2 separate regions of the Homo sapiens genome follow, and region 1 is linked to region 2. Evidence: read pairs that join two places in POLR2A ChIA-PET (ENCODE). Cell type or tissue: A673. All regions are shown on one strand.

Evidence for each region. Peaks named below come from ENCODE experiments on the same cell type or tissue, not always from the same donor. Only the 100,000 strongest peaks of a DNase experiment are listed, where the experiment ranks them.
Region 1: POLR2A ChIA-PET joins it to region 2 with 5 read pairs; 1 of 35 experiments calls an interaction of 5 or more read pairs at or near these places.

What each region holds. Positions count from the first base shown.
Region 1 is chr6:20,770,124-20,772,623 of GRCh38, reverse strand. The region is part of intron 7 of CDKAL1 (CDKAL1 threonylcarbamoyladenosine tRNA methylthiotransferase); the gene reads right to left. Among named protein-coding and RNA genes, the nearest start is that of CDKAL1, 240 kb to the right of the region's middle. In A673, no CTCF peak of the experiment used is centred here; DNase peaks (open chromatin) are centred at 973 and 1,763; H3K4me3 peaks cover 1,103 bases; H3K27ac peaks cover 2,299 bases.
Region 2 is chr6:20,571,762-20,574,261 of GRCh38, reverse strand. The region is part of intron 4 of CDKAL1 (CDKAL1 threonylcarbamoyladenosine tRNA methylthiotransferase); the gene reads right to left. LOC124901273 (a long non-coding RNA gene) reads right to left here and starts at 458. Exons shown (of 2, transcript XR_007059491.1): 1 at 249-458. In A673, no CTCF peak of the experiment used is centred here; a DNase peak (open chromatin) is centred at 1,141; H3K4me3 peaks cover 351 bases; H3K27ac peaks cover 1,401 bases.

The DNA.
Region 1 (2,500 bases), 200 kb before region 2:
ATGGTATAACTAATAATTAAGTTACATTAAACAAAGGATACATATAACAAAGTAATCTGCATAAGCAAAATGTCCTTTTAGTCTAATGGAGATACCTTCTGGGGCAAATTACAGTAAGTATTTAATTTTATGTTTTAATTACTATATCTTTTGCAAGCAGATATGTCTTTTATGACAGTGGGAGTAGACTTATGTGGTGTCAATTTATCTTTTCAGAATCCAAATCAAATGTACATCAGAACAGTTAAAAGTCAAAGCAGTCCCATGTCAATAACTCAACATTAGTATTGACCCTTAGTAGAACTCTTCAGGTCATTAGCTGTCTTGCTACAACAGACTCTCCTGAATTCTAAATTTATCAAATGGCTCCAAGCCCTTGATATTTACAGCAATAAAGCTATGAGCACTTCTGTTTCTGTATGTAAAGCAACCACAGCAACAATACAGAACATAACGATTTCTCATGCTCAAACCTGTATTCCCAAAGATACTGTAGCCAGTGTTGAAAGCAAAGCAGACCTTACAAAAGACAGCACTCAAGCTGCTGGAAAATGAGAACAATAAAATGTACAAGACATAAGGAACTTGTAAGCCACAGTTAACTTTTAAAATTGAAGCTCAGAGTCCCACTGAATATAGGCCATTTTATGCACTGCTATAAAGGAATACCTGAGGCTGCGTAATTTATAAAGAAAAGAGGTTTAATTGGCTCACGGTTCTGCAGGCTGTACGGGAAGTATGGTAACAGCATCTGCTCAGCTTCTAGTAAGGCCTCAGGAAGCCTCCAGTCACGGCAGAAGGCAAAGGGGGTGCCCACCTGTCACACGGGGAGAGTAGGAACAAGAAAAGACACGAAGGGGACAGATAACACACACTTTTAAACAACCAACTCACATGAGAATTCCCTATGGGCCAGTACAGCACCAAGCCATTCATGAGGGAACCGCCCCCATGACCCAAATACCTCCCACCAGGCCCCACTTCCAACAGCGAGGATCACATTTCAAAATGAGATTTAGAAGAGACAAACATCCAAACTATGTTGCACTCACTTTCAATCACAAATGAACATGTCAAGTCTCCTCGCGCTAATTCAACTCAAGCCACCATAAAGTGTGACAGAAGAGATGGGAAGCAGTAAAGGCTGGGGAATTTTCCCATCTATGTATCTTAAAAAATGCCTCTCTGACCTTGCTGACCTTCATTTCACTTCCAATCAAGAACTGAATAATCTTGTACTGTAGGCAGCATAAATACATCTAAATGAGAGGAGGCCCCTGGAGCTCACTTTGCTTCAAATTCACTCTCTTAGTCCTCAACCCGTTGAGATAAGTGTTATCACTGCCTTTCTATAGAAATGGCAAGAGTGAAATAAGTTTAAAAATGTAGTTAAAACAAAGAGGATGTACATTTTATATTGTAAGTCACTGTATTAATGTACATGCATAACTGAAACAAAAGTTCCATAATACCATAGATGAGCTTAGAAAATGAAGCATGTATGAAAGATTACTTTTTAATATTTAAAACCTTCTCTATCTTGAGCCACTACTTTGACTTCTGCCTTAAAGGGACTTAAGGTCTCGAGGAAGGCAGACTGTTGAACAAATAAGTGGAAGGATGTGTCAGAGATGATCTGGCAGATGTTTCTAAGTACAGAGAGACACCACAAGGGAGTGGTCAACTCTCCCAGGGAAAATCAGGAAAGGCTTCAGGGAGAGGTGACACTGAAGTCTGGGAGGCAGAGCAAGCAGGATACAAATTATATACATGATTATATCTATTTCACAGTACCTTTTCCTAGATTTCCTGCTTTTGACTGATTTTCCACTTCTTAAAACCAAGCTAGTTAAAAGCCTATCACTTTAACTGGATTTCACTTAAAAGATTTATTAAGACTTGGCAGGAAGGGGCCCCATGGTGAAAGACCACGCCTTCAAAAATGAAAATGCTCCTAAAAATAATGTATGAAGTAGAAATTATGTGGGCTTGAGATTCTTAGTTCTAGTCAAAAGACTAATCAAACATCGTCTTAAAATTTAATTTTTAAAAATGACAGTGTTGGGCATGGTCTGTTAAAGATTGAAAGTTATGAATATTAAAATACTTCTGGTTACAGCTGCAAAACTCATGTGGCCTAAATACATAACTAGGATTGAGAATACAAGATTTAAGACATATCCTTAAAAAACATCGCAGGATTTTTTTGACCTAACCATTTGACAGTAAAAACTCTATATACAAAGTGTGTTTTACATTAAAACTTTCAACACTTATTCTTACAACACATACACAAGAATTTTCTCTATAGAATCTTTCATTTGCTTTTTTTTTGGCTGGCTTTTTTAACAGTTGCTTATAGTTAGGGAATACGTTCACTCACTCATTTCCCAATTTAAGCACCTTTATAGCATGGTATGACTCAAACAGTATACTCAGAATTTTCTATAAAAAATTAAGCGTATCTTTATTAACTCCTTACAAAAGAATGTTTTATGTT
Region 2 (2,500 bases):
ATAATAGGCCCCATTATATCATCTATTTTATAGTTTATTTTTGTAGAAATCATTTGCAAAGTCTCTGACTAGGGGAGAGGTCCATATTAAAAAGCTTATTTTCCAATTAATCCAAGCTAATAAAACACTTTATGAAACAATCCATGAGGACAAAAATTCTCCATGCAGAATAATAACGAATATGTTCATATAATATAAACAATTTAGCCACAACTACTTAATTCAGGTAGTGACACCATAATACTAACCATATCAGTGTTGCAAATTTGAACCAGTATGAGCCAGCTAGTTATACTGCCTTCCACAGTCAAAATGCAGATGTTTGATTTTGCTAGCCAGCCATCACACAGGACAACTGAAAAACAGGACCAAGTGGCATACTCTGCTCAAATTAGTGCAAATCCATTACTACTGGAAGAGCAGTGGGTCAAAAAGCTCATCTCTGTACGGCATCCTTATTCAATAGGAACAATAGGTCTTCTCTGTACAATGCTTCCAAATCCAATCTAAAGTCACTGTATGGGTAAAGGACATATTTTTCTGATGTTAAGAACATCCAAAATTCAGAAAATGATAAATATATTAAGCATAATCTAACAGTTGTTATTTGATGTTCTACATCCTAAACCAAATACTATATTTATTTATGAACAGAAAATAAATTCTGTCAAATATAGAAGAAATCTAATTTTGACTTTTACAGTAAAAGTATGGCATCTACTTTAATTCTAAGACAACATATAAATCATCATGCTGATGTATCAGATACAATTTGAAATAAATGCAGCATACTTTCTTTGAACACATATTAGGTTCATTTCCATCTGCCATCTTTTTGGAGCATAAAAAACTCCTTAGCTGAAATATGTTTGCTAATAAATATAACTTGAGGTTTTTGTTGAAATTAAACTGCAAAAGTGTTATGAAAACTGTCATTTGCATACAACTCCAATCACCTACTATTCTCATTATGGTCACTATACTACATATTCTTAATACATAAATAACAAACACTGACCAGCAAGGTAAAATGACAACAACAACATTGAAATCCACAATGGAAATTTCCAATCTGAAAAAACAGATCTCAGATACTTTTTCAAAAAAGGCAAACAGGAAATGTGTAACAATGAGTTGCGCAACATGGTCCTTAAAATCCTGAACTTGCTAAATGTCATCATATTAGAAGGAGACTCTGGCTACAAGCTAATTTAATACTTAAATGTTAATATAATTTCCCCATTACTACATCTGCCATGAATGTTTTCTAACCAATAAAAGCAAGACTAGAAAATGGTATGTATGAGAGAAAAGGAAAATCAGCAATATCCTTGTTACATGTAGTCACAAACATACACTATATCTGGGCCTAGTTTTTTTCTTTTTTTAAACTACTACTATACTTTCAAAAATTGGTGATCATTTGAGCAGAAATAAAGTATGCAATTAGCTTGATTTTTTTTTTCCATCTAAAAATAATATAACTGAAATTAGACTACTATCTTGCCAGGCACATGAAGATTTTTAAGTATAATTTTGCTTAAAATATGCAGAGACTAAATCCTGAAATAAATTAACTTCTTTAGCCTCCACAAAACAAGGAACAAAAACAGCACTGGATAAATCTCGTTATAAGTACTGCAATGTGGACCCAATACATATGATAAATAAAGTATAAGAAAGCACTCAGCATTTCTATGTAAACTGCTTCTGAAGGATTATTATGGAATGCACACACTGGCTGAACTTAAAGTGTTTGGGTTTTAAACATTAATTTACTTTGACTATGTGCATGTCAAAATGAAAGATTGCTGTCTGGATCCAGACATGCCATATTAATATTGAACACAGGCATTCACTTCAGGTCAGTAGTCACTCCAAGTCGACTTCAGCAGGTGGTAAAAGTAATGTACTCATTAAAATGTATGTGTTACAAGGTTATCTCCCCAAAACAGCTCTCAAATACAGGTAGCCTTGAAACTTAAGCATTAGACAGGCTAGAACCAACCTCTAATTGTCACAAGTGTAGAGAAAATTGAACTTACTCTTGCTGCCTAATAACCAATGAATTTAGTTGCTTTCATGGGTATCTTGGGAGAAGTCAGAGATTTACATTCAATAAAGCTAACCTGGCTGCCTCCAACAGGGGTAAAGTGCTCTTGAACCAACCTGCATAGATTAGAATATCATTTTAGATCTAGAAGCCAAATAAGGGATTTTTCTTCATTTTGGATGCCTCACTGTATTTCTAAGTGAAATTTTACTCCTTTCATTTTTATTAACTCCATTCAAATTATTTTCCTCTTTTATGAGATAAAAATTTCAATTTTCCAGAATAAAGGCATAAATCTCAAGATAATAGGCCTGACTTATACCAAAGACATTTTTCTACCAAAAATTTTTTTTAAAATTACATCTGATCTTCAGCAAATACATCAAGATGGGTAACTATTCCCAAGAAGCTCAAATGCATTTTTTAAAATTACTCAACATCAAAGAT